2 separate regions of the Homo sapiens genome follow, and region 2 is linked to region 1. A link is a loop called in an ENCODE intact Hi-C map of the cell type or tissue named here. Cell type or tissue: PC-9. All regions are shown on one strand. Links, peaks and the distances in the headings refer to the core of each region. The heading gives the core; the rest is flanking DNA.

Region 1 (5,384 bases), core at 232-5,231:
TGGAGGCACGGAACATAAGGCCGATTCACACTTCAGCTGTGACAGGAAATATCCTCTCCACAGGGCATTCGCTGAGCAAACGACTTTGTAACTTTATTTCATCCTGTCCATTTACATGAGGTGTACACCAAGTAAACAATGGAATCCTCTGGAGGGTATTTAAACCCCTACAAATTCTGTAATGGTGCCCTAGAGCCCCTATGCTTGGGCCCGCTCCCACACTGTGGAGTGCACTTTCATTTTCAATAAATTTCTTCATTCTTTCCCTGCTTTGTTGGTGCGTTTTGTCCAATTCTTTGTGCAAGGTGCCAAGAACCTGGGCACCCTCCTCTAGTAACATTATGACTTCATTTAAACCTAACACTTCCCAAAGGGTCCCACCTCCAAATACCATCCCATTGGGGATTAAGGCCTCAACATTGAATTTGGAGAGACACAAACATTCAGTGCATTGCACTAAGATTCAGTTTCTTTATCTGCAAAATACGTATCACACCTATTTATAAGGTTTGAGAATGAAATAAGATGTTTATAGGCATTAGCCCAGGCTCATAATAAAACCAAAGGAAAACATTCAAAATAGGTATTGACTATGTATCAGGTACTTTTGAATAAAATGTTAAGAATGAAAATCACTTATTGAATACTATGTCTTCAGAGTTATGCTAAATGGGTTTATGTATTATATTCGTTTAATCCTCCATCACTCTTATGAAGTAGGTATGATGAAAACTGAGAGGTTGAATATTTTCCTGATGTCACAACTGGCAAATGGGAGCGGAACCTAGAGCCAGGGCATGCGCTCTGAGGTGGTCTGTGGTCTCTTCTGTTTAGACAGAAATATGCAAACAATTACTTAAATGTTCACAAAATAAATTTAAATGGATTTCTACTTAAAATAGTAGGAGAGAAATCCTCCTACTTAGGAGAGATTCCTCTAGTAGGAGAGGAATCCTTAGGAGAGATTCCTCTAATAGGAGAGAAATGCTCTACTTAAAATAGAAGGAGAGAAATCTGTTTTTCACCTTTATGGTCACCTTCTCTGCTGAGTAAAAATTGGAATACATGCTCTTACAATGGGACAAGGTGGCCAAAAAAGAACCCCGGAGTCGAATTCTCTTTCTTGCCTCTCTCTTCCTTCTTTGATGTCAGCCTTCCACTCTTGATGCCTATTCCTCCATGTTTACCCAAGGCCAACTTTGAGGGAGGAAACGTAGCTGTGAAAGCACTGGCCGGAGGGCAGCATTCTTTTCCAGTGCTAGAATTCTTTAGTGTATGAGCTGTCACCCAGCCCCTGGTTTTCTATCTCTGATTAGTCAAAGGGCTGTAGAAACATTTATACTCTCTCCTCTGGAAGAATTCTTCGGCACACTTTCCCACCTACATCCCAGCTTGAACACTGAAGGAACATCATGCTTAAACAGAGAAAAGCTTAGTTTTAGGGGAAACTGATAGACAAGCTGGGATTGAGTTTCCTTTTTAGGAACATTTTCTAGATTAAAGAAAATCAGTTCTACTCTTAATATGTTAAAAATGTGTCATGTGTTGGTTATGGAATTTGTGGGAAAAACTCAAGATGGTATTGAAGTGTTCTAAAGAAACTGCAGCGTCATCACAAAACTATACAAGTGATATTAGAAACAAAAGCTCTGACAGAAAAACCTCCTTTCAACAGAACCAGAAAAATGAATGCAACCACTGGATCACTGGCAGGATCCAAACACTTGGCTTCTCAAGGTAACCACTGAGAGGCTGGAGGTCAAGTTCAGGAAGGTACCATGTAGAAACCATACTATTCACCCAGCCAACTGGAGACAGTTAACCGATCACAAAGAAAAATGAAAATTGCAACTTCTAGAATTTAAAGGGGTTTGTCCCTGGAATCTTGGCTCTGTTAATGGCATCGACCCCTCAGGTTAATATTAAACAAACTACACTCTGGTATTCATTACCTTATCGTGAGCCAAAGGAAGATAAGCAAAATATGCAGGGCTCTGACACAGCTGGAGTGGGCCACGTAACAGAATAGCTCTTGAAGAGCCTTTTACTAGTACCGTCCTGGTAACAAATAACATTTAGTGATGATTAAATGAGTATTTATTCTCACCAAAGAAATATGCAAAAATTTCCTCATATATTTTTGTGTCTTAATCTCTTTTCTTTCCAATCTATAATTTTTCTTTAGCACAGGTTTTCTCATTCACTTAGTTTCAATGTTATTTAATCTTTATATAAATAGCCTTAAATCCCATAGAGAAATCAGCAGGTCACTAAACACTTAAATACTTATTAAGAAAATGACAGAAGAAATTTTTTCTATCTTCCTCTTTCGCTTCTCTTTTTAAACGAAGGTTGGTTGACAGTCGGGTGATCTCAGGCCTAAAGTATTTGGCTTTCCCCATTGTTCAGGACTCCGGGTAAGCCTTGGTAGGCGAGTGATCTACAATTAAGATGACAATCCCCACCCCCCTCCTTTGCATTTAGAAGTTGGGCCTTTGGGATTTTACAGTGTGCTAGCACTCTTAAAGACTATTCATATTAACTGCCTTTTTGGTTGATAAATTTGTATATCAGGGTAGTTATTATAACTACCCTGAGCTAAAAAATGAACTAGAGATTTTTGCAAATATGCAAAAACTGCTCTTACTTTGGAAAAAAGCAAAAAAACAAAAAACAAACAAACAAAAACCCCCAACAATCTCAGCTTTCATAATTAATTTCAAAGAACAACCATCAGAACAGTATTTTTTCCCCAAAGTGGGAAAATTGAAAAATATATATATTTTAAAAGATTTTGGAACTGCAGAACAGACAAATGTCCCAACTCTTAAAATCTGAAGTTAATAAACGGCTCAAAAATCTTGCTGAGCTAATTAATTAGACCTGTTCCCCAAACACTCCCTGTTGTCTTGAAGTTGAAGGAAGAAAAGGCTCTTTTTCCCACCCCTCCCCCATCCAGCAGGAGGAGCTGGAAATAGAGACTTGGTAAGTGGACTCCCGAAAGGGTTATCCCTTTCCAGTAAGCCTAGGTACAGTTAGTGCTACTAGGACAGGATGCTGGCTGAGTACAAGCTCAGCCGGAATTCCCAAAACAGAGGCACAGCTGGGGTGGGGCAGAAGCAGAGTCCTCCAAATTCACAGCTGCTACCAGTTTCAAAACTGTTTTTAGAAGCCGCAGGGCTGGGAGTGGAACAGGTTCTGTTCACTTAGTGTGGCTCAGTTTGCAATTCTGGGACAGGAGCCAGGTAGAGGATTTTCTCCCATAATTCTTAAAGATGACGTGTGCTCTCCGGAGAGATGTAACATTACAGACTATTAGAACTCGGTGGGCCTTGGGAGGTCTTCTAGTGGATCCATCCACTCATCCTACAGGCCAGGCAGTGGAGGCTCAAAAAGTTAAGCAACTTGCCTAAGGTCACATAAATGGCCTCTGACAGAGCTAGGACTCTGTTAGCTCAGAAAACCCAGTATTTTCTTCCAACTCATTTATAGTTGGTTATCCAAATCAAAATTACATTAAAATTTTCAGATATAAAACATAAACTTTGGCACATATATTTAAATTTTAACTGTAGTAAAATACACATGACATAAAATTTATCATCTTACCCATTTTTAAATGTACGATACAGCAGCATTAAGTAAATTCACATTATTATATATATATTTAATTTGGATTCCATTTCTACCATTTTATTTTATGCATTCTATTGTTCCGCCTTTTCTACATTCTTTTATATTCCTTCTTTACTTTTTTGGATTACATTTCATGTTTTATTTTTTCTTATTCTATTTTTTTCTTTTACTAGTTTAGAACTTATATCTTTGTTTTTTATATTTTATGGGATGTCCTAGAATTTATAGCATATATATAAAAATGTATATACACACACATACATATATATACGCATGTATATATGTGTGTACTTTAATGAAGTGTGTAATTTAATAAAGTCTTAAGTTAATCAATGTTTTACCCTCCTGAACAAAACACATACCTTTGGTTTTTTGTTTTTTATTTCCTTTAAAATTTTTTATTTCTATAGGTTTTTGAGGAACAGGTGGTATTTGGTTACGTGAGTAAGTTCTTTAGTGGTGATTTGTGGGACTTTGGTGCACCCATCTCCCGAGCAGTATACACTGAATCCAATTTGAGTCTTTTATTGTTCACCCCCCACCCCCATGTACATATATTTAAATGCTGAGTATCTACATGGCAATTGAAAGGGTCAGTGAAAAATGTCTTCCCCTGGGCCTGGCGCGGTGGCTCACGCCTGTAATCCCAGCACTTTGGAAGGCCGAGACAGGCAGATCACAAGGTCAGGAGTTCAAGACCAGCCTGGCCAACATCGTGAAAACCCATTTCTACTAAAAATGCAAAAATTATCTGGTTGTGGTGGCAGGCACCTGTAATCCCAGCTAATTGGGAGGCTGAGGCAGGAGAATCATTTGAACCTGGGAGGCACAGGTTGCAGCAAGCTGAGATTGTGCCACTGCAATCCAGCCTGGGTGACATGAGCAAAACTCCGTCTCAAAAAAAAAAAAAGTCTTTCCCATTATCAGTCAGTTATTTAATGGACACATACCACGTGACTCTACATGGTGGGATCAGACAGCCTCTGGGCCCTCAAGGAGCTTATCATTTGTTTAGGAGACTCAATATATAAACAGAAGACAACTATAAAAGGCAGTATCTGATATGTTTTAAATGATGGTACTCACAGTAAGTGTGAAGAATCCAAAGGACACAATCATTATGAGATGAGTACTCAGGAAAAGCTTCAACGAGAAGGTAGACTTGCGCTACATTAATATGAGCAGGCACTCCAGATGAAAGAACAGAGTGACATGGGGGTGAGCTGTAAAAGATGTTCAACAAAAAGTGACTAGAAAAGTCTCAGAGTATCCAGCATGGGTTGGTATTAGACTATAGATAAATGGCCATTACACACTGATATTATTAGATATTAGATAAATGGCCAGTTTTATCTTGTAAGCAATTGGGAGCCATTGAAGATTTTTGAATAACATGATTACCATGTTTACAAGTTGATTTGATGGCAAAGTGTAGGATGGATTGAAGGAGGAAGAGTTGTTTGAGTGAGGCTAGTTAAGACGCCAATACAACAGTTCAAGTACAAAGGCAAGTTCAAGTACAGTGGTAGGATTGGACATTGATAATGTAGATATGTAAAAAATATATAATGAACAATCAATAGAACTTTTTAATTGCCGGGTGCGGTGGCTCGCGCCTGTAATCCCAGCACTTTGGGAGGCGGAGGCAGGCAGATCACGAGGTCAGAGATTGAGACCATCCTGGCTAACATGGTGAAACCTCGTCTCTACTAAAAATACGTAAAATTAGCCGGGCGTGGTGGCACGCA
Region 2 (5,384 bases), core at 148-5,147, 97 kb after region 1:
TCCTGACCTCAAGTGATCCATCCACCTTAGCCTCTCAAGGTGCTGGGATTACAGGCTTGAGCCACTGCACCAGACCTGGTTTAAGTACCCTTTTGGAGATAACCCCAATCCTAGCTGTAGCAGAGGCTGCTATTGACCCCACTCCCTGCTGTCAGTACTTCTGGTGCACTGGGACTTCCAGCTGCCCACACCGGCATGCCTTTGCCTGAGGGCATTCTCTGGCTGGAAAGTTCACACTCAGGGCTGGCAGGAAGTGTCAGCGCCCAGCAACCCATAGCCAGTGACTGCTGCTGTAGTATAAATTCTCCAGCTCTCTTGCATCTCAGGTCGCCTACTTTTGAGATGAACATTTTACACTGCATCTCCAAGTTCCCAGTTGGGTTGTGATCGAATGGTAACTTGCTTGATAATGACCTTTTTATTATTGGCCACCTTTCCTTCTTTGTCTCCTTTCTCTACTCCCTAGCAGTGTTTCCTGGGATCACTTCTGAAATAAACTACTTATATTTGAATCCTTGTCTCAGGGTCTGCTTCTTGGGGGAAGGACCAAACTAAGATATTATTAGCCAACTTTTCTTTTGACTTTGATTGATGAAAGAAGAGGAAAGATCAGACCAGGAGAACAGAAATATTTTGAAGACCTTTCTGTATAAAAAGTAATGAATTTAACTTCACCGATTCAAGAGACAGGACAGTAAATATTCTTGTTATGCTGCTTCCCAGGGTGTCCTAAGAAAGAGTCTTCAGATTGTACTATGGGATTAAAGCCATGGCAGATGGCACTTAATGTCCCTGACTAATGTGACTTTCCACCCACTTTCTTTACACCATAGTTTGACTCAGGGGCTTGCTGGATTTCAGAAAGACTAGCTTGTAGTTTGTGGCTAAAAAGACTGGCTGATGTTAGGAAGGGGGAGAAACACCTTATGTGTTGCTCTACTAATTTTGTCCTTGATTTTGAGCTAATTATTAATGCTCCAGGGAAAAATTTTAGCTTGGCAGGCAGGGAAATATTAGTTTCAATTGTGAGCTTAATCCAGAGGGCTATGTTTGAGTTAAAACCATCCAGGAGTCTTCCAGGGAAGTCCAGAATCTTCCAGGGAAGACCAGGTGGATCTATTTCTGGATGCTAAAAGGGGCATTGCGGGGCTGATAAGGAAATAAGTCCCTTGTTCTTTAAAAAAAAATTATTTATTTATTTATCTTTTTTAGAGACAGTGTCTCACTCTGTTACCCAGGCTGGAGTGCAATGGCATGACCATGGCTCATGCAGCCTCAACCTTCTGGGTTCAAGTGATCCTCCCTCCTCAGTTTCCCAAGTAGCTGGGACCACAGGTGTCTGAAACCACACCTGGCTAATTTTCTTTCTTTCTTTCTTTTTTTTTTTTTTGTAGAGATGGGGTCTCGCTATGTTGCCCAGGCTGGTCTTGAACTCCTGGGCTTAAGTGATCCTCCTACTTTGGTCTCCTAAAAGTGCTGAGATTACAGATGTGAGACACCTCACCCAGCCAGAACTGCCTGTTTCATTAGAGAGACACAAGTCAATTCCTGGAATTTTTTTTTCCTTTTTGCTGCCACTTTCTTACTTAAAAGAATAAAAATCAAAGCCAAATTCATCATAGTAATCATAATAATGGCAACAACAACAAAAAAAGGAGTAAAATAGAGTTGTGAATGTTTGCTTTGTTATTAAACATATCAACTCATTGGAGCTGATTTATATAAAGTTAAATCCTGCTAGAATAGCTGGATTCCTTCCTACATGGGTGGGGTGGGAATGCTGAGATCCTGGTGTGGGCATTCCATGCCAGGGTAGAAATTTCCTGCTCAGGCACTTAGTGAAGGAGCCAACTGAGGGAGGATAGGTGATGTGCCCGCCCATCCGGTGGCACCCAGTGACCTGTGCACACCACCCCCCATCTGCCCAGGACCCAGCCATGTTGTTCATTGTACCCTTTTCAGACTGCTGACCTCCAGGAGCACTTGTCTTAAAGTCACATAGCTGTATTTTTCCTCTCCAGAAAAATTTTGAATGTATTTTCTAAATAGCTGAGGTCATTGCATGGTCTTCAGTGAACTTAGCTACAAGTGAATGTGACCTGGAGTGACCCAGAGTGAGTGCTGGCCAGCATAGGTTTCACATTTTCTGTGTGAAAGTTCTTCTTTTGTTGTTTGTGATTAATAACTGGATGGGATATAAAGCCAAATGATTTCATTGTTGAACACAGACTTGAAGGTCATGAGAAACTGCCTGTTCAAATTACACTTTGCCAAGACATGGAAAAAGGTCTGCATCAACACCTGAATAGTTTTAGAAATACGGTAGAGAAGGAAAAAAATGACATGCCACTTGTTATGTGATGTGAAAGTTGATTTCCACGCGATGCAATATCTTGGGTCCTTACAACATCTGACCTATGAGGCTGATGAGTTTGCACTGAGTCAGGACTTTAAAACAAAGGTGTATTGAGGACCTACTGTGTGCCAGGTCATTTAGAATGAGTTTTTATGCTAAGTAATGTGTTATATTTATGCTTATTTTGTTAAGTGCTCAGTTTCTCTTAGGTTTTGTATTATGTGGGTTTGCTATTTTTTAAAAAAATATTTTTAATTTTTTGGGTATGGTTTGCTATTTGAAATATGATTTTGAATAAGTTTCTCAGTACATAGCACTTTTAATTTTATGTTTTTAAAAGATTTTTTAATGGTTATACATAATAATTGATGGACACACAATAGTATTTAAATCTAAAAATAGAGAAACCATGGCACACAAAACACAGTATCTTACAGAACTGTATTATTTGCTTCTTTTCTATGTGTTTTCTAGGCTTTTGAGTCAGATGTTAGGAAAGAGTCTGTCCATCTTTAATTTTCTCACTTCGAGAAGCACTGAAATATTTCTATACATATGTCCATTGGTATAGCGACCTAACACAACTTTAAAATCATTTTGAAATTGACGCACAGAGAGCTTGGTTTTCCAGAACTGGTGAGGTGTAAGATGGTTGAGGACTGACTTGGCCTGGTCGGACCTGTTTCTTTGTAGCATTATTACTATTTGTTTATTTTCCACCTGGGCCTTACATCTTCCCTCTCAAGACAGCGTCTAGGTCCCAACTCAGTTGGTAGGAATTTGTGCAGTAGCAAACCTGCAGATGGGCAGAGATACAAACTCACTCAACTCACATTACAGTCTTTCCCTGTCTAAAACAAACAAGAAAACAAAACAAAAAAGGGAGAGATCATATAGGCGTGTATATATACAATATTTTGTTATAGATAAGGAACAAAGTACCATATGAATTCAAAAGGTGAGGGTGGGATGGGTTTAGAGCTGGGAGAGAAACCATCTAAAGCCTTCATGAAAGGGGGTACCATTTGCTGTGGATACTGATGGCAATGTTGGGGCTGGAGGAAAATGTTCCAGGTAGAGGGCACAGAATTAATAGGGGGTAGCTATAAAAAGCATGCTGAATACCATGCTAGGTAGGCATTTAGCCCTGTAGCATATAGATGTATCTGAATTTAAAGGCAGTGGGTGATGTTCGGAGGTTTGGAGCATAAGATATTTTGTGATCAGAAGAAGGTGAATCTGTCAGAGGTGTTTAGGAAGCAAATACAAGGGTAGATAGTATGGGAGGTTATTGTAGTACCTTGAGAGAATGCTATTGAGGACCTGGATGTTGAGGTTGGTAGCCTGGGAATATCTGGGCTCTGTTGATGAATTAAATTGAGTTATGGCAAAGCTCTCTTCGTGGATTTCAATATTTGCGATTCCACTGCTTAAAGCTGAGCTCACTCTTCTTTTCGGTGTAACTGTGATGGAAGGAACTTGCGTGTGAGAGTCTCCCTCTTGTTGGGTCTGTGCTATTGGTTTGTTGATTAGGAACTCAATTGGTACCTGCAGAAATTGCCTCTGATTGGGACCTGCTTCTCCCCACTGTCTCCCTTATGTTTCCCCCTGAGAGGTAAAAGGAGTGATTTGGGTCAAATGTCCTTTGTTTTGGGTTGGTTTGTGTGGGATGACTCCTGGTGTAGATTTTGTGTGTGGGTGCTAATGTACTTATAGCCAGCTGGGGCTAGAAGCTCAGGCACCCACAGCTTTGCTCTCCCCACTTCGCGTTTTTACTTCTGATTTTCTGTTTCCCAATTTGTGATTCACAGGCAGGGATGACTGACTGAGAAGCGTTGCAGATGAGTCCGTGTATTTGTTTCATTTTGTGATTGTTTCAAATTAGCACAAATTTGATGGCTTAAAACAACACAACTTTACTATCTTACATTTCTGAAGGTTAGAAGTCTGACACGGGTCTTACTGAGCTAAAATGAAGGTGTTGACAGGGCCATGTTCCTTCTGGAAGCTCCAGAGGAGACTCCTTTCCCTGGTCTTTTCCAGCCTCCACAGGCTGCCCATGTTTCTTGGCTCATGGCTCTCTTTAGTCTTCAAAACCAACAGTGGTGGGCTGAGTCCTTCTCATGTGGCTCGTTGCTCGCTCTGCTATTCAACTCTCTTCCTTTTCCACTTAGAAGGCCCCTTGTGATTTCACTGGGCACACCAGGCTAACCCAAGATAACCTTCTATCCTAAAGTCAGTTGATTAGCAAACAATACTTTCATCTGCAACCTCAATTTACCCCTTGCTGTGTAACCTAAGGTACTCACAGGACATGGGCCTCTTTTGCAAGTGGAGAGGAAGAAGATGTATTATTCTGCTTGCCACATTGCGTAGCTCTTGATTTTCACTTCTTTTAAAAAAGAACATCTGCAGAAAGAATTGAGAGTGGTGGATAATTCTCCAATCATTCCTGCTTTCTCCTGAAATAAATTTCATGCCTTTCTTTTAGCAGTTGATTTAATAATTAATTTTAAAAATAATGTTAGAAGAAGCTTTTCCTGTTCATGTGTGTGTTATGATGCATATGTTTGTCTGATGAAGGGGAAAAAGGGAAGGAATGACTCAAGTACTTTCAACTTTAGGGCCAGCCTAGGATTGGAATTCTGGAGTAGATCATGAGGAGGAGATGGTCAACTTTCTTGTGACAAAAGCATGTACATAAACCACTTAGGATTCTCCACTTTTCACATTTTATTCTGAAATTGCATGCTTCAGTTAATGTGATTTAATGGTTTTCTCTCAGTGTCATTGGCAGGATTGTTACTAAGCGACAAACATTCACCACAGTGTTCAAATGTACTTGGGAAGAAAATGAGTAGCCAAACTAAAAGTGGGATTTAAATAACTCCAATTTTATGAAAAGTGAAGAAGTTCAGAGATTACTTAAGGTATTTTTTTGGTGATCTGTGGATTCAATGATCATTTCGTTCATGGAAGGAAGTTTTATTTTTATTTTTTTCTGAGACTGAGTCTTGCTCTGTCACCC

What was found. A loop is a pair of places that touch in the nucleus more often than their neighbours do. Peaks named below come from ENCODE experiments on the same cell type or tissue, not always from the same donor. Only the 100,000 strongest peaks of a DNase experiment are listed, where the experiment ranks them.
Region 2: a loop joins it to region 1, with 2.4 times the contacts of the local background. A loop is called at or near these places in 2 of 110 quality-filtered maps.

What each region holds. Positions count from the first base shown.
Region 1 is chr6:144,263,196-144,268,579 of GRCh38, forward strand. No RefSeq gene overlaps it. Among named protein-coding and RNA genes, the nearest start is that of UTRN, 19 kb to the right of the region's middle. RefSeq lists a silencer at 484-684 and enhancers at 2,244-2,977, 2,978-3,711. In PC-9, for the core only: no CTCF peak of the experiment used is centred there; DNase peaks (open chromatin) are centred at 1,256, 2,386 and 3,176; H3K4me3 peaks cover 426 bases; H3K27ac peaks cover 3,045 bases.
Region 2 is chr6:144,360,397-144,365,780 of GRCh38, forward strand. The region is part of intron 2 of UTRN (utrophin); the gene reads left to right. Among named protein-coding and RNA genes, the nearest start is that of SNORA98, 43 kb to the right of the region's middle. In PC-9, for the core only: no CTCF peak of the experiment used is centred there; DNase peaks (open chromatin) are centred at 205, 2,165 and 3,115; H3K27ac peaks cover 3,542 bases.